Linked DNA regions of Homo sapiens: all the other regions are linked to region 1. Evidence: chromatin loops called from intact Hi-C (ENCODE). Cell type or tissue: endothelial cell of umbilical vein. All regions are shown on one strand. Each heading gives the region's core, and the rest is flanking DNA. Links, peaks and the distances in the headings are about the cores only. Region 1 overlaps MOSPD1 (motile sperm domain containing 1). Region 2 overlaps PABIR3 (PABIR family member 3). Region 3 holds the start of PABIR3 (PABIR family member 3).

Region 1 (8,464 bases), core at 210-8,209:
CTGTAATCTCAGCACTTTGGGAGGCCGAGGCAGGTGGATCACCTGAGGGAGTTCAAGACCAGCCTGGCCAACATGGCAAAACCTCATCTCTACTAAAAATAGAAAAATTAGCTGGGCATGGTGGCAGGCGCCTGTGATCCCAGAGCTTTGGGAGGCCGAGGCAGGCGGATCACCTGAGGTTGGGAGTTTGAGACCAGCCTGACCAACATGGAGAAACCCCGACTCTACTAAAAATACAAAATTAGGCAGGCGTGGGGCGCATGCCTGTAATCCCAGCTACTCAGGAGGTGGAGGCAGGCAAATCGCTCGAATCTGGGAGCAGAGGTTGCGGTGAGCCAAGATGGCACCATTGCACTCCAGCCTGGGCAATAAGAGCGAAACTCTGTCTCAAAAAGAAAAAGAAATAGGAATTGCACCGTGCAAAATTCTCATTAGGTATTTTAACCATATAGGTTGACCTATACCTCTTTTCATCGGGAAATTGAAGATGGCCTCAGCTAAATCCTGCCTCCAAAATTAGAAATAACAGTTTCAGTTGACTTTCTTGACCTTCAGGGCAGAAAACAAAGTCTGATTCTTTTACTCATTCCAGCTTCTTCCTGGATTAGGCAGACCACGTTATTAGTGATGAAGTTAGAATTTTTTTTAAGAAGGAAGGCTCTAGCAGTGTCTTACTTTAGCAGTACCTTGGTTAGATCACCAGAACCAATGTCTGGTTTTCAGCTTTTCCAGGTTCAAAATTTCATTGGCACATCAAGAAATTGTCAGTCTCACTGATTGATTCACACCAACCAAACTCAAAAGATTTCTATGAGCATGAATGGCAATTTGCTAACTCTCAGTGAGAACTGCCAAACAGACCAGAAGACTCACGTACAAGCCAAGGCAAGCTTTGCTATTGACTATATGGAAACACAAAGAACTTGCTCTTGACTTCCCCTTTTTCCAGGTTCTATGAGGACCACTTTTTTCAAGCCTAGCAGTTAGTATATTCCACAGAATTACAGGTTTCTTTTATATAAAAACCATTTCAGTTACACCTTTGTATGGATATATCCTAGTCACCTGGTTGAATTGGGTCACATGTAAAACATCTCTAAAATCTGTTTCTTCTCCATTCCTGCAGCCTTAGCCTAGGCCCTCATCATTGCTTCATGCCACATTCATTCAACAGTTTTTTAATTTTTTATAGTAACTACTCAGGAGTCAGGTGTTGTGCTTGAATGGTCAATGGCAACCCCTGTCCAACTTCAAATCTGAATTGGTCAGTTCTGTGCTTAAAATCCTTAAGGCCAGGCAAAATCGTAGGTTACACTTGTAACCCCAGTGCTTTGGGAGGCCAAGGCAGGAAGGTTGCTTGAGGCCAGGAGTTCAAGACCAGCCTGGGCAACATAGCGAGACCTTATCCCTATATTTAAAAAAGAAAAAATCCTTAAGTGGTTTCCTATTGCCTGCAGCAGTGGTTCTCAAAGTTTAGTGTGGATCGGAATCACCTGGAAGACTTGTTAAAACAGATGGCTGGGCCCCAGTCCCGGAATTTCTGATTCAGTAGGTCTAGGGTGAGAACCAAGAATTTGTGTTTCTAACAAGCCAGAACCACTGGCATAGGGAATCAAGTCTAAACCCCCAAACGTTCACAAAATCTTGCACAATCTGCCTCTAACTTACCTTTCTAGCCGAAACTTGCCCCTCTCCCCATATTTGCTGTTTTTAACCATATGCAATGCCAAAGCTCATTTTAAGCATCCCTTTCATGCTTCTACACACATTCTTCCTGGAATTCACCCGGCCCTCCACTTCTACTGCAGACTAGCCTTAAGGCAGATGATCACTTTCTTTATGCTCCCAGAGCACTTTATATCTATCAGCAGTTTAACACTGCTCACATCATATCTTAATTACTGCTGTATATCTGTTTTTCCTGCTAGTCTGAGTTTTTGGAAGGCTGACAAAATATTTTCATCTTGTCTCCATATTCCCTAGCACAGTGCCTTGTATATAATAAGTGCTCAGGAAATGTTTGTTGAGTGAATCTGTGATTTTTTTTTTTTTGAGACAGAGTCTCGCTCTGTTGCCCAGGCTGGAGTGCAGTGGTGTGATCTTGGCTCACTGCAACCTCCGCCTTCTGGGCTCAAGTGATTCTCTTGCCTCAGCCTCCCAAGTAGCTGGGATTACAGGCGCCCGCCACCATGCCCAGCTCATTTTTGTATTTTTAGTAGAGATGAGGATTCGCCATGTTGGCCAGGTTGGTCTTGAACTCCTAACCTCAGGTGATCCTGCCCACCTCGGCCTCCCAAAATGCTGGGATTATAGGCGTGAGTCACTGCGCCCGGCCATGAATTTGTGATTCTAAAACTTCTGAGTGTTTCATGTAGCAACATATATATATAATCATATAATATGGATTTTGCTTTGAGAATTGCGCATCTTGAAATGACATACTGAGATGTTGTAAAACATGGAAACAACACATTAATTATAACCGGGTTGTAAATAACACATTTGAAAATATGAATTGTTTTCAAAGAGACATTAGGTTATTCTTTTTTTTAAAAATCTTAAAATGTATACTACTCAACTTTTAAATCTTGAATATAGAAGAGCCAATCACTACATATTATTTATAGCAGTCAATCTCATTAGTTAAAATAGCAAAGCATACCAAAAATCTAGAAAATATATAAAAACAAAAGTGTCAAATATTAAGCAATGAACATTAAAGTAGAAAGTAAACATTAGAACATCACTTGTTATGACTTTAGGAAAATGCCAGCAATTAAAAACCCCAATTAACAATACTGGGAATTCAGAGGAGGCCAACTGAGTTTATGAAGTGGGAGGGAAGGAGGTTTTAATGCTAGTGAGACTAAAGGAAAATAACATATCGCTCTTAACAATTTAGTATTTAGTTGGTCATTGGCAAGGATTGCACAGAGTATGGAAGAAGGAGATAGCCCCTGTGCCCAGATAAAAGGGAGCTGACCTGAAGGTGGAGCTGGGAACCTTAATCAGAGTAAACAGCAAGAGCCAGGGAGAGATAGTTAAGTAGCTGGTACACTGTGACCAAGCAGATGGGTCACCAGTTTCTGGGTGAGGGCTGTACTTTGAATCATCCTTAACTGTTTTCAAACTTCGATCCACTTACTTCACTTGCTTCTTGCAGCCTCCTCTTTCTTTCTTTTTTCTTTTTTGAGGAGTCTCGCCTGTCGCCCAGGCTGGAGTGCAGTGGCGGATCTCGGCTCACTGCAAGCTCCGCCTCCCGGGTTCACGCCATTCTCCTGCCTCAGCCTCCCGAGTAGCTGGGACTACAGGCACCCGCCACTACTCCCGGCTAATTTTTTTTTTGTATTTTTAGTAGAGACGGGATTTCACTGTGTTATCCAGGATGGTCTCGATCTCCTGATCTCGTGATCCGCCCGCCTCGGCCTTCCAAAGTGCTGGGATTACAGGCGTGAGCCACCGCGCCCGGCCTGCAGCCTCCTCTTTCTAAAAACAGGTTGCAGGGTGCAAATGAGAAAATGCTATGAAAGTGGTTTCAGTGCTCCTTAACGGTCTCTAAGTTTTGTATCTATGGTGGTAAAATGGATTCCTGTTTATCTCAAAGTCTTATCTTTTCATTCCTCTGGTCAATGCAAAGTGAGGAAAATGGAAAAAACCATCATACTTTGGGGTACTGGTCTCCTTGGATTGATGGTAGTGGCAGGCATGTGTGAATATCTCAGAGTGTTTATGCGTCTTTTTGTGTCAGAGTAGTTTGCAAACTGGTCACAAGGTGGTGTGCACACATAAGGTTTTCTTTATAATTTCATTCAGGATTGTTTTTCTGTGCCTTTGGTACAGGGGAGGAAGACAAGACAGTTTCCTGTATCACCAGATCTCAGCTGCGCTCTCTGCCTGTGAGGTCAGAAGTGTGTTGGAGCCTCAGATTTCTAAATGCTTGCTGGCACAGTTAGGCACTGAAGAGCCAGGGAAAATCAGAGGGAAACAGAAGGAGGGGAGGGGAGAAGAGGGGAAGAGAGGTAACTGGGAGTGCTGATTCTCTCTGCTCTCCTCTTACCCCAACCCATGGTGAGCAGCCACTTAAGATTTACTGCTCCTCTAATTAGGATCCCTTGCTTGTCTTGTATAGACAAAGTGTGTTCAGCTATGACGGGTGAGTGGTGGGGGGAATGTTCCCCAGTGGAGGAGACAGTTATTAGTAGACATCTGTAGGATAACTGATAAGCTTTTAGCTATCTGCTAAGTGCCCAGCACTGACCTTGGGCCTGTGAGGGGTGCAAAAAACAAAAGCATCCCACCAAACAACAATATGGCATTATACCTAAAATCTAACTGAGAAGTCAAAATTAATGCACACAAAACAAATGTCAAAATATTCCATTCTGGCTGGGTGCAGTGGCTCATGCCTGTAATCTCAGCACTTTGGGAGGCCAAGGTGGGAGTATTGCTTCAGTTCAGGAGTTCAAGACCAGCCTGGACAACATAGGGAGACCCTGTCTCTACATAAATTTTTTAAAAACATTAGCCAGGAGTGGTGGCACTTACCTGTGGTCCCAGCTACTTGGGAGGCTGAGGTGGAAGAATCACTTGAGCCCAGGAGTTTGAGGCTGCAGTGAGCTGAGATCGTGCCAATGCACTCCAGCCTGGGTGCAACCTCCGTCTTCCTGGTTCAAGCAATTCTCCTGCCTCAGCCTCCTGAGTAGCTAGGATTACATGTGTGCACTACCACGCCCAGCTAATTTTTTTGTGTTTTTAGTAGAGACGGGGTTTCGCCATGTTGGCCAGGCTGGTCTCGAACTCCTGGCCTCAAGTGATCCGCCCGCATCGGCCTCTCAAAGTGCTGAGATTACAGGCGTGAGCCACTGTGCCCAGCCAGGGAAGGGGAATTTGAATTAGGTTTTGAAAAATGAGTAAAATTTTGCTGTCCAGAGAGGAAGAATGCAGCAAACCTTCATTATTAATGCCCTGATGAATAGTTCCTGACAACTATAGCTGTTTCATCATCAGGAAAATAGTGTGTGCCACTCAGTAAGTGAAATTGTCTCTTGATTTTTCTTTATAAAACTGAAAAGGAAACACAAATGAAGATAATGCAGACTTAGTTGTGACTTGAATTTTGGATCATCCTTTGAGAACTCTGATCTTGATAAGCAGGGACAATTGCTACAGATTAGGGCATGTGTGGTAGTCAGCATCAGGGAAGCAGGACTTTATTTTTTTTATTTTTTTGAGATGGAGTTTCGCTCTGTTGCCCAGGCTGGGGTGCAGTAGTGCGATCTCGGCTCAATACAACCTCCACCTCCCGGATTCAAGCAGTTGTCCTGCCTCAGCCTCCTGAGTAGCTGGGATTACAGGCATACACCACCATGCCCAGCTAATTTTTGTATTTTAGTACAGACAGGGTTTCACCATGATGGCCAGGCTGGTCTCAAACTCTTGACCTCAGGTGATCTGCCCGCCTCAGCTTTCCAAAGTGCTAGGATTACAGGCGTGAGCCACCGTGCCAGGCCGAGGCAGGACTTACTTGAGACATAGAAGGGATGACTGTATAAGGAAGTGGAAGCCTGGAGACCAGAGTTCTGCCACCAATACCCTGTGCAACCTTGGATAAGTCTCTTAACCATCCTGGGCCTGCTTCCCACATCTGTCAAATTAGAAAAGTGGGAACCAACTAACTCTGACTTGGTGTGCACTTGACTTTTGGAAAGCAACCTCATAAACCGATTTGCAGTAAGTTTTTACCAGTTTAGTATATAATCTTTCCCCAGGATTTTTGCACTTTATCATTTTGTAATATGGACTGCAGCAAAGAGAAAGTGTTAGTCTCCAGAAAACTATCAATTCAAGGCAGGTGTTACACCTTATTATGTTCATTGGCACAGTTGCTAATATTGCTCTGTTGACCTGGTGCTAATTCTTCCCTAATTTCCACTGGTTGGAGTTTAGGATGCAACTTATATCTTAGCCAAGATAAGCTGGGCGCGGTGGCTCATGCCTGTAATCCCACCACTTTGGGAGGCCAAGGTGGGCGGATCACGAGGTCAGGAGTTCAAGACCAGCCTGGCCAGCATGGTGAAACCCCGTCTCTACAAAAATTAAAAAAAAAAAAAATTAGCCAGGCGTGGTGGCGTGCACCTCTATTCCCAGCTACTCGGGAGGCTGAGGCACGAGAATCGCTTGAACCCGGGAGGCAGAGGTTGTGGTGAGCCAAGATCATGACATTGCACTCCAGCCTGGGTAATGAGCGAAACTCCGTCTCAAAAAAAAAAAAAAAAAAAAAAAGTGATAAATGGGAACAGAGATAGGAAAAGAAATAATAGTAAACTGCTCAAAAATTATTAAACACTTCTTTTATAGTAACAAGGAGATAGCCTATTCGTGATTCATGGGAAAATGTGTACATGTTCAACTCACAAAGAGAAAGCTTTGAAATTAAAAGAAAAAGAATTTCTACTATGCCATTATTCAAAGATAGTAAAAGTAAAATTTCTACTTTGACCTCTGTTGACTAACTTCTTCTTAAAGTTAGAACCAAGAGTTTAGCATTTGTCTGTGTGGTTAATTTTGACTTCCCAGTCAGATTTATGAACCATTTCATACTCTTTTAAAACAAATAGTTTCACATTAGAGTTATACATGTTCTTAAGTTTGCAAGTTATCTTAAATCTTTTTCTCATTATGTTTCTGTTGCATGTAAATTATTTTAAATAATCGAAATTATTCTGTTTAGCCCACAGTTTAAGGTTTTCAATATGTTTTTAGAGGATTATAAACTAGAAAATACAGTTAACAGAGATTTTTCACATTGTTTCTAAATTCCCTCTTGTGTTTTCAAAAACAGGCACCTTTTTCAAAGTAGGCCCTAGTAGAGTTGTTACTTAATTTTTTTTTTAAATATTCGTTTTTTTTAAATAAGTATTCAAAGACTTCAGAATTCAAAAGATACAAAAGGATATCCAGAGAAAAATTCCTTCCACCCCCATTTCTCTCTCCAGGGACAAACGCGGATATCCTTCCAAAGAATTTCACCCATATCCAAGATAATAGGTTTACATATTCTTATCTCCCCTTTTTTTTTTTTTTTTTCTTTTTGAGACAGAGTCTCTCTCGCCCAGGCTGGAGTGCAGTGGTGCAACCTTGGCTCACTGCAAGCTCTGCCTCCCGGGTTCACGCCATTCTCCTTCCTCAGCCTCCTGAGTAGCTGGGACTACAGGCGCCCGCCACCACGCCTGGCGTGGTGTATTTTTTTTTTTGTATTTTTAGTAGAGACAGGGTTTCACTGTGTTAGCCAGGATGGTCTCGATCTTCTGCCCTCATGATCTGCCCGCATCGACCTCCCAAAGTGCTGGGATTACAGGCGTGAGCCACCGCGCCCGGCCTTATCTCCCTTTTTATACAAATGGCAGCATGCATTACACACTGCACCGCTCCTTGCGTTTCTCACTTAACACTACCACTTGAAGATCAGTCCATCTCCAACTACACAGTCTCCTCTTGATATCTGGTATCCCAATGAATGGATAGACTGTACTTTATTTAATGAATCCTCTTTTAATGGACAGTTGGGCTGTTTCCAATCTTCTTTTTTTTTTTTTCAGATGGAGTCTCACTCTGTCTCCCAGGTTGGAGTGCAGTGGCATGATCTCGGCTCACTGCAACCTCCGCCTCCCGGGTTCAAGTGATTCTCCTGCCTCAGCCTCCCTAGTAGCTGGGATTACAGGTGTGTACCACCACGCCCGGCTAATTTTAGTATGTTTAGTAGAGACGGGGTTTCACCGTGTTGGTCAGGCTGGTCTGAAACTCCTGACCTCAGGTGATCCGCCCACCTTGGCCTCCCAAAGCGCTAAGATTACAGGTGTGAGCCACCTCCCCTGGCTTGTTTCCAGTCTTTTGCTATTAACAACAAAAAACTAGCTCTTACTGGGTGCCAAGTTCTGTTCCATGTTGTTTCACATAAATCATTTTATTTAACCCTCAGCACTGCAGAGAAACCTTTCACCTACATGACTTCACACAAAAAGGGGAATATATATGCCAGATAAATCCCTAGACGTACGATCTCTGGAACTGAGGCTATGTGCATTTAATTTTGGCACATGTAGTTGTTATGCCAATTCACCTCCCCACAAGCAATGTAAGCACATGCTTGATCGTTCCCATCATATGCTATCAAAATTTGAGTTTTACTAATGGGACAGGTAAAAAATTGTGTCATAGTATGGCTTTAGTTTGGGTTTCCTTTGCTGTGAGTGAGGTTAAACATCCTTTTGTAAGTTCAAGGACAATTTCTATGTCCCTTTTCTATGAAGTAAAGTTTTTTTGCCATGCAGAGTTTAAAAAGTTATACAGATGAATTTATCATTTTTTGTTTGTTTCTGTCTTCAGAAACAGTTTTTCATTTGTTTGTTTGTTTTTTTCCCAAGACAGATTCGTGCTCTGTTGCCCAGGCTGGAGTGCAGTGGCA
Region 2 (8,464 bases), core at 244-8,243, 86 kb after region 1:
TGAAGATATTAGAAAGCTTTAAATGTCATGCTCAAAGAGTTTGAACTGTGGGAAAATGATCTACTCTGTTATACATAGGAGAAGAGCAGGTTACACCTAATAGCACCATCTATTTAACTTTGGAATAGATATACTCAGATACATATCATCAGCCCTGAGCCTGGTTCTATTGCTATCCAGAGAATGGGTATAAACATGTCACTCTGGATGCGGTGGCTCACACCTGTAATCCTAGCACTTTGACAGGCCAAGGCAGGCAGATCACTTGAGGTCAGGAGTTCAAGACCAGCCTGGCCAACATGGTGAAACCCCATCTCTACTAAAGACAAAAAAAAAAAAAAAAAAAAAGATCCGGGCGTGGTAGCAGGCGCCTATAATCTCAGCTACTCTGGAGGCTGCCACAGGAGAATCACTTGAACCTGGGAGGCGGAGGTTGCAGTGAACCAAGATCAACTGCATTCCAGCCTGGATGACAGAGCAAGACTGACTCAAAAAATAATAATAATAAAAAAAATCTGACAGTTGTGGACTCTTGACTGGCGCATAACTCAGACTGGCCTGTACTAATCATGTTCCAGGGTTGATATCTTAAGGAAATTTGTAATTCAAATCAATAATGCTACTAGCTGACCCTTCTAACAAAAGTCAGAAATCTTTTCTGGATAAAACTTATATTAAAGGGATACATTGGATATATAATTTGTTGCTATAGGCAATAGTGTTATGAACAACATGCTAGAGTTGCTGTTTTAAGCATCTATTTAATGTGATAATGGTGATAATACATGTAATGTGTTTAGCACAGCACCTGGCACAGAGTTTGTGCTAAATAAATGGTAACTATTACTACTACCACCATTATTACTACCATCATCAAACACTCTAGAATACATCCTTTAATGATACATAAACAATTTGAATTATATGCTAAGTATTTATAAAACTAGGCTATCTGTCCCCTGTTACCCAGCAGTTTCCAGTCTTTTCCTATTTGAACTTTCATTTATTTATTTTTAATATATTTTATTTTTTAGAGCACTCTTCAGTTCACAGCGAAATTGAACAGAAATTATAAAGAGTTCCCACATACCCCCCTCCGGCTCTCACACAAGTGCAGCCTCTCCCACTACCAACATCCCTCACCAGAATGGTGCATTTTTTACAACCAATGAACCTGCATTGGCACATCATTACCACCCAAAGTTCATAGTTTACATTTAGGTTCACTCCTGGTGTTGGACATGCTAAGGGTTTTGTATGACATGCATCCATCATTATAGTATGGTACAGAATAGTTTCACTGTCCTAAAATTCCCCTATGCTCTGCCTGTTTGTCCTGATCTTTTATTTTTTTTCTTTTTTCTTTTTTTGAGAAGGAATCTCAGTCTGTCACCCAGGCTAAAGTGCAGTGGCCAGTGGCCCAATTTTGGCTCAATGCAACCTCCACCTCCTGGGTTAAAGCATTTCTCCTGCCTCAGCCTCCCGAGTAGCTGGGATTACAGGCGTGCGCCACCACGCCCGGCTAATTTTTATATTTTTAGTAGAGACAGGGTTTCTCCATGTTGGCCAGACTGGTCTCGAACTCCTGGCTTCAAGTGATCCACCCGCCTTGGCCTCCCAAAGTGCTGGGATTACAGGCATGAGCCACCGGGCCTGGCCCTGATCTTTTTGTTTTTAACAGAAATAGGCTCACATTTTTTCTCATTATAAAGCATATATACTCAATATATATAATTTAATACATTCTGAGTCTTTCCATGTTAAAATTCATCTGCAACACCATTTTAAGTGCTGAATATTATACTGTAAGGACGTACCATAATAATAAGCAGCACTTTTATTATGTGCCACACGTTTTATCTCACTCAATTCTCACAGCAACCCCATGAGGTAGGCATTATTATCACCTTCATTTTGCCTCAGAAAAACTGAGGGCTACAGTGATTAAGCAACTTGTCCAAGGGGTTATGCAGTCATTGCTAGAACTGGAATTCAAATACACGTAACGAAGGCTCTTTCGATTGACCTATTCCCTATTGTTAGACATTCAGGCTGTTGCCATATTTTTTGCTAGCTCTTATAAATAATGTTGTAATAATATCTTTTAAGCTAATGTTTGTGCACATCCTTAATTAATTCTTTAGGATCAATTCATAGAGCTGGAGTTTCTGGGTTGCAAGGTTGTTGATACATATCACCAAGCTGCCCTCCAGAAAACTTATACAAATTTACTTCCCAGTAGTGTATTAGAATACCTATTTCCTCATACCCTCTCAACATTAGATACTGTGACTTTTTTTTCTTTTTTACTTTGAACCCCAAATATTGCTAATTTAAAAAATATTTACGTGCCCATTCTTAAGGCATACTATAAAAATAATCAAACTTTCAAAGCAAGCAGAAAACATTGTGATTTATACAGTGTTGGAGATTCTTCCTCAGTGTTTCCCTTTAATAACACTAATTGAGAAGTTGTGCAGTGGCATGAACAGAATCTGAAAAATTTAGGTTTTCCTGAAAAACTCTCATATACACATGGATATATATGTGTACATGTATACATTTTGCATGTATATGCATATATATGTATACGTGTATGTATATATGTATATATGTACATAGAATACACGTATACAAATATACATATATATACACATATATACAGATACACACACACACCTTTGAAGAGGCAGAATTTTAATACGTTTAATTCATGCTACTAAGGTTCACATCTGCATCAATCAAATGCCCAGAAAATTCACAATATATAACATGAAACACTATGGTTTATAAAGTTTATAATCTAATGAAAAAGATATATAACCTGAACTTAAATGTATACATATACTTTCTATAGAAATTATGACACTTTGGCTGTATTATAATGACATGTCATAAATAAGACAATTACTTTCTATTTTTTAATTTTTTATTTATTTAACTTTTATTTTAGGTTTGGGGGTACATGTGAAGGTTTGTTACATAGGTAAACATGTGTCACCAGGATTTGTTATACATATTTTTTCTTTTTTTTTTTGAGACGGAGTCTCGCTCTGTCACCCAGGCTGGAGTGCAGTGGTGCAATCTCAGCTCAGTGCAACCTCCATCTCCCAGGTTCAAGCAATTCTCCTGTCTCAGCCTCCTGAGTAGTTGGGACTACAGGCACGTACCATCATGCCCAGCTAATTTTTTTGTATTTTTAGTAGAGATGGGGTTTCACCATGTTGACCAGGCTGATCTCAAACTCCTGACCTCAGGTGATCTGCCCACCTTGGCCTTCCAAAGTGCTGGGATTACAGGTGTGAGCCACCGCGCCTGGCCTGTTGTACATACTATTTCATCACCCAGGTAGTAAGCCCAGTACCTAATAGTTATCTTTTCTGCTTCCCTCCTCACATCCTCCCCGCTCAAGTAGACCCTAGTGTCTGTTGTTTCCTTGTGTTCATAAGTTCTTATCATTTAGCTCCGACTTATAAGTGAGAAAACATGGTATGGCAAATTTCCTTCATAAAATAATGATGAAAGACTTCCCTAGAAGAGATTATTTTTAATTTATACCTAAGGGATGGGAAGGAACCAATTTAGGTTCAGGCAAAGGCTTAGGATTTCCCACTGAAAAACTTCATCCAGGAAATCATGAGAAGATAGACTGAAATTGATGACACCAGCAGGGAGATAGTGTGAAATGTCTGAGGTAGGTAGGATTTGAACTTGAGCTACAGAATCATAAGCTACAAGAATTTTTTAATTGGACAAAATGTGGATCAAATCTTGTATTGGCTGATTCTTTTAGTAATAATGTGAGAAATTAATTGCAGAAAACAAGGCTTCTGGAAGAGAATTCTCCCCAAATTAAGTACTACAAGTGGCGTTTGCAAAGGAATTACCTTAGATAATTTTTCCACATGAAACAAAGTATTAAAATAGAAATAATGACTTCACTGAGATGTAATAAACATCACTGGTATCTTTTGTGTAAATTTCCCACTGTGCCTTTTTCTCACACTCCAGGAAGAAAGAAAAGTCCTTGGAAGGAACCAAGAGTATCAGCACCAAGGAATGATGTCATGGTGTGAAGGTGGCTGGGAGTAGAAGTAGCGGGAGGTTAGGGAGGGTGCTGGGTGAAGCTAATTACTAAGAATTATCTCCAGTGAAAGGATTAAGATAGGAGGAAAAACCAAGCTTAGTTCCATTTAAGAGAGATCACAGAAAATTCATATTGTAAAGACATTAAGATTTTTAAAAATTATTTTTCATTTTCCTAGGTTTGCTGTTTTTAAGCCATTTCCTACTATAGTAACTAGAGATAAAATGCTCAGAAAATCCTAAACAAAGGGTTGTACACTGTGTTTATAAATGTCTCTGCCTAGTTTCAGAAATGATTTAAGATGGTTTATAATGCTACTTAACATGAACTGAACATGGGCTAGATGTGCAGGGCATAAAGCAGGATCAGGAATGTATTACATGCTTGCAACTTTGTGGGCCATACACTAGATTTGGGGTTTGTGGTTGCCAATAGGAAAAGCAAAACCTAATGAGACAGATGTCAGTAGGCCTAAAATTAGAACAGATGAATTGCTCAAGAAAAGCACAACCTTTTCTCTTAGGAAGATGAGACATTTCCCCTGCTTCCTTTGGAAGAGGAGGGGGTGGGGATGGAGAAGTGACGCAGTGACATCCGGCTTGAGCAGAAGTGCCAGAATTCCTGGTGGGAGAGAAAGGAACAGGCATGGCAACTTCAGAGTTCTTAGGAGATAAAGCAAAGGGGCGATTTGGGAGAAGGCATAGTCTCAAGGTCAGAAGAGGTCTTTGGGCTTCTGTTCAACAGAAGTGGGTGAAGTAATTTCCTGAGAGAAGTGAAGAAAATATTTGCACTTAATTAAACAAAATAATTGTGAGGGAACAGTTTTTTTTTTTTTTTTTTTTTTTACAATGCTTGGAAAATACGCATCTTTATTTTTGTGTTCATTCAACACAAAAACCCATGGCTCTTCAATGCCCTCTGTCACAGTGATTTGTTTCTAAAACACGGTTTTACCTATATACGTATGTATACACACACACACCCATATATATATATATATACACACACACACACATATAATATAAAATATATATATATACATATATATGTGTATATATATATTTTTTTCATATGGAGTCTGTCTCTGTCGCCCAGGCTGGAGTGCAGTGGCGGGATCTCAGCTCACTGCAAGCTTCACTCCCCGGGTTCAAGAGATTCTCCTGCCTCAGCCTCCCAAGTAACTGGGATTACAGGCGCGTGCCACCAGACCTGGCTAATTTTTCGTATTTTTAGTAGAGACGGGGTTTCACTATGTTGACCAGGCTAATCTCAAACTCCTGAACTCAAGTAATCCGCCTGCCTCGGCCTCTGAAAGTGCTGGGATTACAGGCGTGAGCTACTGTGCCCAGCCTGTTTTACCCATATTTAAATACATGAAAAGCAGCACCAATTTTTAAAATTGTGGTAAAATACACTAACGTGAAACTTACCATCTTAACCATTTTGAAGTATACAGTTCAGCAGTGTTAGGTACATTCCCACTGTTGTGCAGCCAATCTCCAAAACTCTTTTCATCGTGCAAAACTGAAACCCTTTAAAATTGTACCCTTGCAAAACTGTACCCTTTAAACAACAACTCCCCATTCCCTCCTCCTCCCAGCCCCTAGCAACCACCATTCTACCTTCTGTGTCTATGAATTTGGCTACTTTAGATGCCTGTGGCACCAATTTTAAGGATAGACCAGTATAGGACATAACCATTAAACTTATAGTTTATGATATCATTCAATAATATTTGTATTTTTTCAAGAATAATGTTTCTATTTTGTAATATAATATCTACTAGAAATGAAAACACCTGTATTGCTCATGCTTTGTGAAAAACATCCAACTAGTATAGAAATGCATAAAGTAAAAATAAAATTCTGCCTATAATGTCATGCTCCAGAGATATCTACTAAAGATAGGTTGATAGATATCCTTCTCGACATCTTTAAATATATATAAGAGCTTGCTATCCATTGATTTTGAACCCTGGGTCTAATTACTAGTTACATAATTAACTGTGGCTGCTGAAGATGGTAGGGTGGAAAGATAGAAGGAACCTGGGTCTCTGATGATGTCATTGGCCCACTGAACTAACCCGGCCTAGAACCTCCTTTTCTTGGGGCTTCTTATTATTTGAGATAATAATGCTCCTTATTGCTCCTTATTGTTTAAGTCTCTCTGTTTTTTGTTTGTTTGTTTGCTTTTGTTTTTGTTTTTGAGACAGAGTCTTACTCTGTCACCCAGGTTGGAGTGCAGTGGCGTGATCTCGGCTCACTGCAAACTTCACTTCCCGGGTTCAAGCGATTTTCCTGTCTCAGCCTCCTGAGTAGCTGGGATTACAGGCGCATGCCACCATGCCCGGCTAATTTTTGTATTTTTAGGAGAGACATGGTTTCACCATGTTGGCCAGGTTGGTCTTGAACTCCCGACCTCAGGTGATCCGCCCACCTTGGCCTCCCAAAGTGCTGGGATTACAGGCCTGAGTCACCTCGCCCAGGCTGTTTAAGTCTCTTCTAATTGGATTTTACTGCTTTTGCCAAAAGCATTCTAATTCATCATGTCATTCTCCTAGAAAATTCAGCAGTTCTATACTAAAGGTAAGTATATACTTACTTATGTCTTATAATAATAATGAAGTGATACTTAGACACAATAAAAGCATATGCATAGTATTGCTATAGCAAGCTAAACCAACAAGCCTTGAAATCCCCATCATCCAATAAGTTAAAATGACTTCAATTCTGCCAAACACAATCTGTTATATAAGATGGTTTATTTTAAATATACATTATATTAAACTGAACGTTATGCAAATTAGGAGCCTAGAATTCCTAAGGAATGTTATGCATTTTTAAAATGCCAAGAATCGCCGGGCACAGTGGCTTATGCCTGTAATCCCAGTACTTTGGGAGGCCGAGGCAGGCGGATCACGAGGTCAGGAGTTTGAGACCAGCCTGGCCAATATGGTGAAACCCCATCTCTACTAAAAATACGAACATTAGCCAGGTGTGGTGGCGCGTGCCTGTAGTCCCAGCTACTCAGGAGGCTGAGGCAGAAGAATCGCTTGAACCCAGGAGGCGAAGGTTGCAGTGAGCCGAGATCACGTCACTGCACTCCAGCCTGGGCAAGAGATCTGTCTCAAATAAAAAAAAAAAAAAAAAAAAAAAGAAAGAAAAAATATCCTTTAAGTATTTGGTACTAGAAAAAAAGATTTTAAAATTATAATTTTTAAAAAGCCAGGTGCACCGGTTGCTGACTATATGTACTATTACTGATTTAAAAAAACCCACATATTTATTGAGCATTTAGTATGTGCCAGTGCTGTGCTGAGTGCTTCATACTGACCAAGGTAATCCACAACAAACCTACAAAGCAGTTACTTTTACATTCCCATTTTACAGATGAGGGATTTGCCTCCCAAATAACTGAGCCTGGATGTACAGTGCCATTTATAGGTCCTTGGCTCTCAGTTATTCTTCAAAATCAAATCTGGCTTAATCTCACCCCACTCCTCCTTCTACTGAAAGTGCTTTCAAATATAAGAATTCATGAGTAATATCTGTTTTGGTAATTCAAAGGACACTTTTCAGTCTGTTTGACGGCTTGACAGCATATGACTTACTACTTTTCCTTGTTTTTTCATGGTACTACTCTCTTCTGAAGCCTCCTCCTGCCTCTCTACTTAGTCCATCACTCTTCTTCTGACTGATTTTTAAGTGTTGGTGATTTTTAAAGTTTTGTCCTGCAACTTCTTCTCTGCTCTTTCTATACTCTCTTTGTAGGTCATATCATTAATTCCCACAGTTTTAAATAACAATCTACCAATGATTCCCAAATGGTTATCTCTAGTCCAGCTCTCACTCCTGAGCTTCAAACTAGTACATCGAACATCACTAGTTTACAGGTCCAAGAGAACCTCCAATGTAACATGTACAAAGCTAAACTCATCCTCCTTTGTAAATCTACTCTTCTTGCAATGGTCCCTTCTTATTCTGTGTCACTACCATCCCATCAGCTGCCCAAGCTAGAGACCTAGGAGTCAGGTTTGCCTCCACTGTTTCCCACCGTCCATTGATTCCATCTTTGAAATTTCTCCTGAATCTGGAACTTTTCTCTATTTCCACTACCATCACACTAGTCCAAGCTACCATCAGCTCTTTGCCAGGGTGATTGCAGTAGCCTATCTGATCTTCTTGCATATACGTTTGCCCTCTTCCAATCCACTTTCCACTCTGCAGCCAGGGCAATCTTTTAACAAATCTGATCATGTCAATCATTGGCTCAAAACTCTTCAATGGCTTCTCACTGACCCTAGGATAAAGTGCAAAATACTTAACATGACTTGAAGGCCCTACAAGATATTGCACTAGTCTACTTCTTCAACCACAT
Region 3 (8,464 bases), core at 167-8,166, 100 kb after region 1:
GCAAGTTCCCTGACCTCAGGCATGTCACACATCATTCCTATGTTACTTCTTTCTGAGGGACTGGAGTCTCTGAACTCTGTCCACTTTGTGGTTTCTATATCTTTAATTCCTACTAAAGAAATATGCTAGTGACTTTCACCTTTCTGAAAAGAATGCTTTACTGGCCAGGTATAGTTTAGAAAGAGGAAGTACTCAAGTATTAGAGGGCCAAGGAAGGAAAAAAAAAGGGAGAAAAGTGAGCAGTATACATATGCAAATGAGAACTGAGGTGAAAATGAATTCAACTAAGGCTCAGTGTAATCCTACTCTAAATTTTTCTTGCTTCAGAATAACTTCTCTGACTATGCCCTACATTTTCTACAACAGCACAAAATATGCCCTCAGATCATCTGGGCAAGTCCCCTAATCTCAGGGATGTCACACATCATTCCTATGTTACTTCTTTCTGACAGACTAGAGTCCCTGGACTCCGTCCACTTTGTGGTTTCTGTATCTTTAAACTCCTACTACAGAAATATGCTAGTGACCCTTATCTTTCTGTACAAATTTTACTTCATGCATCAGGATCTTAAGCTATGGAATGTAACACTGTAGCTATGCTCTAATATAAGCAAAAAACAAACAAACAAAACAAAAAAATCCTTTGCAGAACAAAGCAAGGTATGAAGGGATAACTGAGATCTCTCTGTTTCCAGGGCTTTAAGGATTAGGGAAGGGTCCACTCCTTCTCTGGTGTATTTAATACATTAAAGAGGATCCACAGGTTCCTTCCAGTACACATCTTCCATCGTCTATTTGCAACCTATTTCTTCTTTTTATATTGTCTTCAATAAATCCAACATTCTCCCTACTGCTCTCTTCTACTAGTAGAGTGGGTCCCATAATTCCTTTTTCCCACAACAGAATTAGAGCAAAATCCTGAGTGAATAAAATGTTCTTGTTCTCAGCACAACATGCAGAGTCCCCCTTCTATGTTTTTCTACCTGCCTATTTTAAAAAGGTAATGTATTTTTTTTTGGTCAATCTTAGTTTGCTTTTCATTTTGTGAACAATATATTCTCTCCTACCTCAAATGACCCAAAAGCTGCATTCATTTAGAGTTAATCAGCTTAGGTATTGGTTAGTAGTGGCCAGAACAGTAGTTTAGGAGTCAGGAAACAGAGCTTCCTAGTACTGGCTCTGCCACTAAACGTCATTTTGGAGATTTATGGGCCTCAGTTTCCTCATATGTTAAACAAGGAGGGTAAAGCTGGTCTCTGAATCCCTTCCTGATAGTCTATGGTACTGTGAATTACAACTATCAATTAGTATGATGCAACAAAAGGTGAAGAGCAAAGTTAGTAACATATGTAGTGAATGCATTTTTCAGACATTTTTACGGTATCTAGAAAACCTTATAATACTGAAATGTGAAATCCAACATCTCATTTTAAAAGTCTAGTTTAAGAAGTAAGATTTAGGCCAGGCGCAGTGGCTCACGCCTGTAATCCCAACACTTTGGGAGGCCAAGGTGGGCGGATCACAAGGTCAGGAGATCAAGACCATCCTGGCTAACACGGTGAAACCCCGTCTCTACTAAAAATACAAAAAATTAGGTGGGCGTGGTGGCGGGTGCCTGAAGTCCCAGCTACTCGGGAGTCTGAGGCAGGAGAATCGCTTGAACCCGGGAGGCAGAGGTTGCAGTGAGCCGAGATCATGCCACTGCACTCCAGCCTGGGCGACACAGTGAGACTCCGTCTTAAAAAAAAAAAAAAAAGGAAACAAGATTTAGTAATCCCAGATCTTCAGAAATACAGTTAACCATCATTTAGTGTAGTGTTTCTAAATCCTTTTTTCATTATTGACCCTCTAAAAAGCCTTTTTAGACATTTTTCCCCTAATTGCTCCCCCTTCGTGAAATTTTAATAACACATATATAGTATATATCTGTGTACATACTGTATGTATATCTGCGCTTTATACATAAAAAGAGTAAAAATTTTTCACACTCCCCCAAGAACTATTTTCTCTTCCCCTTGGGGGAAGTATCACCCAGTGAGAATGTGTAATTTAGGAGATCAAGCTTCTGTGGTACCAAAACTTTCTGCTCCAATAAAAAATAGGTGTAGGCCAGGAGCAGTGGCTCACGTCTGTAATACCAGCACTTTGGGAGGCTGAGGCAGGCGGATCCCCTGAGGCCAGGAGTTCGAGACCAGCCTGGCCAACATGGTGAAACCCTGTCTCTACTAAAAATACAAAAAATTAGGCCGGGCACGGTGGCTTACGCCTGTAATCCCAGCACTTTGGGAGGCCGAGGCGGGCGGATCACGAGGTCAGGAGATCAAGACCATCCTGACTAACACGGTGAAACCCTGTCTCTACTAAAAATACAAAAAATTAGCCGGGAGTGTTGGTGGGCGCCTGTAGTCCCAGCTACTTGGGAGGCTGAGTCAGGAGAATGGCGTGAACCCGGGAGGTGGAGCTTGCAGTGAGCCGAGATCACGCCACTGCACTCCAGCCTGGGCGACAGAGTGAGACTCCGTCTCAAAAATAAATAAACAAATAAATAAAAAATAAAAATACAAAAAATTACCAGGTGTGGTGGTGGGCGCCTGTAATCCTAGCTACTAGGGAGGCTGAGGCATGAGAATTGCTTGAAGCCAGGAGGCGGAGGTTACAGTAAGCTGAGATCGTGCCAATGCACTCCAGCCTGGGCGACAGAGCAAGACTCCGTCTCAAAAAAAGACAAAAAAAAAAATGTAAAAAAGTCCAAAGCTTATTTGCTTGACAACCATTTCCATTCAAGCGGCTGGAGGTGAAGGTCAGAGGTGACAAAGCAGCTGAAATGACAAATATTACAGTCATGGCAGAAGATCTGGAGGTGAGTGGGGGAGGATACTAAGTTTCTTCAAAGGAGTGGGTAAGAAATGGGTTGAAGTTAGAAAAAAGCCGTGCTCCACACCAACTGGCTGCTACTTTCGGGTCCGAGTGGACTATCAGGGGAGGATGTTCAGATTCAGATGTTTGTCAACCTCAGGGTGGGTGCGCGCTCCCCCTCAGGTCAGCCCGTCCCACTACCCCCACCCAAGGTTGAGGGTGGGATCTCCGGACACCAGGAACAAGGGAGTTACCTGCAGAACCTCAACAAATAAAGGGACGGGAATTCTATAGGAAATCACTTTCCCGAACACCTCCTCCCCACCGCTTGCCTCCTCCAGTATCTCAACCCGGCTCACCCAAGTCCATTGATCAAAGGGGCACTGTTGACTCTTCTCAGAATGTTGCCGTCTGCGGTAGTGGAACTCGGCAGCGACTTGAAACCTAGTTTCATTTTCTCCTGTGCCATGTCCGGGTCGAGGAATAAGTTCTCAAGGCTTTCCGGCTCCCGTCCACACAAGGACAAGTCTACTTAGTGGGCAGGTGATGTAAGGAGAGAGGCAAAGGGGAAAAAGAGAAGAGAGGAGAAAGCTCTTAGGCGAGTAGGGGTGCCCACCTTTGCAGCCCTAGCAGCCCTAACATCAGTGAACACAAAGTTAGGCAGAACTGGCTCCGAACCGCCTATCTCCCATGATCGGGGCCTCTAACGATGAGAAGATCCCCCACCTCCAAGTCTATAATGTAACTGGGGAATTTAATCTGTCACCGCCGCGAATCCTTCTCCATCTCTCTCAGCCCTGGCAACTCATGGTAAGCCTTTCCGGCCAAAACAAAAACTACAATCTGCCGCCTTTGACAATCAGTTGGGTCCCGCCCCTCAGAGCCTGCGATAAGCTATCAGCCGGACGACGCCTGTTGTGATGCAGGCAATGACGTCACTTCAGGCGCCTTAGTCAGCTTTGCCAGGGGCGCACGCGCAGTTAAGAAACCGCTTTATCCCCATGTCCTGCCCTCCTTCCTCTTTCCCCAATGCCCACTTACCGTGGTTGTGCCTCTACTCTTTTACTAACCCTGGCATGGTTTCCTTAAGCATTATTTAGAAATGAAAGCGTTGGGAGGAGTGAGGTCCTTCCTGCCCTATGCCTAATTCTCATTTTTCTTATCCCTTTATGACTGAGGCCAACAAGCTTCTAACCTCCTATGATGCATTTTTCCATCCTGTAACAGCAGACACACTACACCTTTGTAATTTTAGAAAAGCAAAAGTCTGAAAAAAAAAAAAAAAAAAAGATACTGCTACCTAAGTGCTTAGAGGCCACTTGGTCCCAAAGGGTCTTGCTAAGGTGCTAACCTAACTGAGCTCATTTGGCAAACGAATTACTGTTTTCAGTGTGGTTTCTTTCTTTCTTTTTTAAACCATAATCGTACAGTTTTTTGTTTTTTTTTTTTTGAGATGGAATTTCGCTCTTGTTGCTCAGGCTGGAGTGCAGTGGCCGCGATCTCGGCTCACTGCAACCTCCACCTCCCAGGTTCAAGCGATTCTCCTGCCTCAGCCTCCCGAGTAGCTGGGATTACAGGTGCTCGCCACCACGCCTGGTTAATTTTTGTATTTTAGTAGAGACGGGGTTTCACCATGTTGGCCAGGCTGGTCTCGAACTCCTGGACCTCAGGTGATCCGCCCGCCTCGTCCTCCCAAAGTGCTGGGATTACAGGCGTGAGCCACCGCGCCTGCCTCAGTGTGTATTTTTACATTATATATAATCTGGCTCCTCACAGCTATTCATATAAAAAATAAAGACCTCAGCTAATTTACAAAGATTTGAGTTAAAGCAGTGAGGCTTTTTTAAAAACAAATATCTCAGAATTTAGTATCAATGCAAATCAGTGTTTTCATTTCAGGTAGTATTAGAAGCTACATACATTCTAAGAATGCTGCCATGGCTCATATCGTTTTAAGAACTACTCTTTTAGAAATTTTCACCATCACTTAATGAGCCACACTGAGTACTGAAATCTTAACTCCATGCTAATAATTTTGTAAAACCACACATTTTAGTAACCATATAGAGAACTGGCAGACAAGGCAAATAAACCTAGTGAAATGGGAGTTATTAATTAAAATAGTCATAACACTGGTATAGCACTTTACGGATAACATTTTTTTTTTTTTGAGACGGAGTTTCGCTCTTGTTGCCCAGGCTGGAGTGCAATGGCGCAATCTTGGCTCACCACAACCTCCACCTCCCTGGTTCAAGCGATTCTCCTGACTCAGCCTCCAGAGTAGCTGGGATTACAGGCATGTGCCACCACTCCCAGCTAATTTTGTATTTTTAGTAGAGATGGGGTTTCTCCATGTTGGTCAGGCTGGTCTCGAACTCCCGACCTCAGGTGATCCACCCGCCTCGGCCTCCCAAAGTGCTGGGATTACAGGTATGAGCCTCCACGCCTGGCCTACAAAATGTTTTCACATACTTATCTGGATTGGTTCAATCATCAACCCTGCTCAGCTACCCAGTGGTGAACTTAAAATAATGGGACAGTCTTGAGATAGTTCGTGACAAGTTATGACATGTAAGGTAATAAATATGTATTCTTTGTTCATTCTGGGAATAGAATAAGACAAACTTGAGTATATTAGGCAGAATTAGATTACTTAAATCCCAGACATGAGGATGATGTGGAGTCTCCATTCCTTATATAAGACAGATTAGTAATAGCTACCGTTTGTTGGGCACTTACTATGTGCCAGGTACTGTCCTAATCACTTTAAATAGGTGATTGCATTTAAAGTTTACAATAATTCTTTGAGGTAGGCACCATCACAATGCCCATTTTTCACAGGAGGAAACCAAAGCCCAGAGGGGTTTACTCAAGTTGCAACTACTAAGTGGCAAAGCCAAGATTCCTCTGCCCTTCTGTTTAAGTAAAAAAAAAAATGAGATGCCTCAGAATATCTCCTTGAATTTCTGTACTCATAAGCACTTGATAAATACTTCTGAAATTATTTTATGAATAAATGCAGGTTTAAATAGCCTATCTTTCATAGTTATCTTGTAAAGTAGGTAAATCATTTCTATTTTACAGTTGGATAAAATTCCAAAGAGATTAATGGCACATAATTAGATAGCAGGAGAATTCAGGCTAGTATCAAGATGTCCTAAAAGCCACTGTTAAAATTCCCAGGGTACCTGAACGTTTATAAAAGATGGTGGTTAAAGCTGAGTAAATTCAGGATGAATGCAGAAGGCAGTGATTAAAGACAGAACAGAGTCAAAAAACAAATTGTCTGAATAACAGAAAAATATGAAGCAGGCCAGTGAACAAGGGAATCTTACCTCCATTGTGTTCATTTTAATTTTCAACTTTTGCTAGTATTCTTGGCAGGTAGTAAGGTTTCATACGTATATTTTGAATAAATAGACAAAATTTCATCCTGCCTAAGCATTACAAGTATCTAATTTTTAAATAAGTACAACAACACTAAGAAAATAGGTATAATAAAATGACAAGGGAAGAGTGACTAAGGGACTATGTTTCTAAGAAAAGGAGTAATATGAAATAACTAAATATATGAGATGGTAATAAGTTTACAGCTATTATCAAAGAGAAGGAGCTCTCTTTTACAAAAGAACAGCTACATGTCAGGAACCCCAAACCTGTAAAGATATAAATAGGACTCATAGTACATACACAAATTGGAATATCAAAAGGAACAAGTAATACAAAAACAGCAAGAATTCTATATGCTACAATGGCAAACACAACATTAAAGAAATTGTTTTTACTTCTCCCCATTTCTACGCACACATTATTATACCAACCTAGCTGTGTTTCTTGATCAGTCCTTCCAGTTCCAGGGAAATATGCCATGATCTTGGGACACTGCTTTTGTTAGATCTAGACTTGACAATTAGGCTACTCCTCTCTTTGCATATCCCAGTCTGCTGCGTCTGTCCCAGGCCCTCACCTATAAAAGGGAACCAACAAACATGTGATAATCAGCTCTTTATTTTACCAGTTGTCATGACAACCTTGAAGCTACGTTGTAACCTTTAGTTACCACAAGAGCAAGTCAAATACAAGTCAAACCCAAATCTACAAACCACAAACACCCCAAACCTTCCCAAAAGATTTACATGAAAGGTTAAAAAAAAAAAAAAAACTAGCAGGCAAGAATGATGTTAATAAAACCTAGAAATGATGGCCAAAGTAGCATTATTCTCCTCGCGTTCTCCTAAATTGTTAAGCTCCTGAGGTCAGTGCATGCATGTGGTCAACAAATGATTGTTTAGTAGCTATTGTGAACAAAAGAATGTATTATAATTTCTTTTGAGCAGGGAGTAGGAGGTGGGGCTGGCCTTAAGGGTTGCTGAGACCTTGAGATAAAAAGAGATACCTAAGTTGCTCAAAAACAGAGGTTGTTGTTTCTAATCTAGCTGGGAGAAAAATACAGGCAATTTAAAGGAAACTATCTAAAAGTACTTACAAATCCCTCATACTGCAGGCAGAAAGCATAAACAGTGAGGAATAAAATGATAATTGGCCTTGGCAAGTTTAGTATGGGATAATTGAAAAGAGGCAGGCAAAATTATTATTTCTGGCTGAATTTTGAAAGCAATTTCAGAACTATTACATTTCAATGCAATGGCCTTCTCTTCCCCAGGGCCATTCAAGTGGTGAGGATTAAAAGAGTTTGTGGAGTCCTGATAAGATAAGTAAGAAACAATGAGAAAGGGGCCCCAGGTGGGGAAGAACAATGAAAAATTGTTCTGAGAGACCTAGGGCACAAAGACCTCCTTCCACATGTGGCCCCAGCAGCATGACTTGTTTCCACATGCAGCCCCCTCCAGCTCCCTCCAGCCCCTGCCTCTTTGCAGACAGCTCCTCCTCTGCAGTGCTGCCCTTTGCCTCCTTGCAACATACTTCCATACCTTCTCTAGTAAATCTGCCTTTCTTTACCTACAACTGTCTTGGTCAATTCCTTTACCACCTGCGCCACTGGCCAGCTGCACCTGCAACATTTTGGTAGTTCGTATGGGCCTCTCCCCTACTTTCTCCCTTTCCTCCAATTCCAACCTCTCGTTGGACAGTGTCAAAACCCTGAGATAATTTTAAGTCCCTGGCCGGGGCTGCTCCCCAGGGAACCAGAAGGTCCTGGTGGAAAGACACCAGACTGCTGTCCCACGATTCTGTGAGACTTCAGAATTTGCTTTACTTTTCAGTCTTCCAGAGGACAAATTCTAGTATCCCTCTGGCAATTGATGGCAACTGGTCAGGGCCATTTCCTGGTGTGGCCTCAAGGCCAGCGGGTGTGAACAGGTTTGGCTGCCTTGCCTAGAAGGGAAGAAGGCCCTCTCCTATCTCTTCTGGCGAAAAGGTCTGCAATCCCTATGTAGTGCAATTGGCACATATGTTTTGGGGAGCTCAGAGCCCCTCTTTCTTACTCTAAATAGTCCTGCAAAAACAGCCAGACCTCCTGCTCTGGACGTTCCCAAATTAGGTGATAGCAAGCAGCCTCAGAGCAGTGAGTCTCCCCATTCTGGTCCTCTCTCCTGGGATGGGACCAGGCTGAGTTCTTCCTTTACCCTTTTTCCTTGTACCGGGGCTA

What was found. Hi-C counts contacts between places; a loop is a spot of excess contacts. Peaks named below come from ENCODE experiments on the same cell type or tissue, not always from the same donor. Only the 100,000 strongest peaks of a DNase experiment are listed, where the experiment ranks them.
Region 2: it touches region 1 in a loop (7-fold over the local background); 2 of 110 quality-filtered maps call a loop at or near these places.
Region 3: it touches region 1 in a loop (7-fold over the local background); 40 of 110 quality-filtered maps call a loop at or near these places.

What each region holds. Positions count from the first base shown.
Region 1 is chrX:134,903,993-134,912,456 of GRCh38, reverse strand. The region is part of intron 1 of MOSPD1 (motile sperm domain containing 1); the gene reads left to right. Among named protein-coding and RNA genes, the nearest start is that of MOSPD1, 7.0 kb to the left of the region's middle. RefSeq lists an enhancer at 3,310-3,853 and a silencer at 3,744-4,038. In endothelial cell of umbilical vein, for the core only: a CTCF peak has its summit at 3,781; a DNase peak (open chromatin) is centred at 3,856.
Region 2 is chrX:134,817,713-134,826,176 of GRCh38, reverse strand. All of the region lies in intron 3 of PABIR3 (PABIR family member 3), which reads right to left. Among named protein-coding and RNA genes, the nearest start is that of PABIR3, 15 kb to the right of the region's middle. In endothelial cell of umbilical vein, for the core only: no CTCF peak of the experiment used is centred there; a DNase peak (open chromatin) is centred at 4,666; H3K27ac peaks cover 2,158 bases.
Region 3 is chrX:134,802,460-134,810,923 of GRCh38, reverse strand. It overlaps PABIR3 (PABIR family member 3), which reads right to left and starts at 3,687. Exons shown (of 11, transcript NM_001388447.1): 1 at 3,583-3,687; 2 at 3,216-3,384. The coding sequence starts at 3,325. RefSeq lists a silencer at 224-293 and enhancers at 1,829-2,785, 3,171-3,330. In endothelial cell of umbilical vein, for the core only: no CTCF peak of the experiment used is centred there; a DNase peak (open chromatin) is centred at 3,773; H3K4me3 peaks cover 1,124 bases; H3K27ac peaks cover 1,463 bases.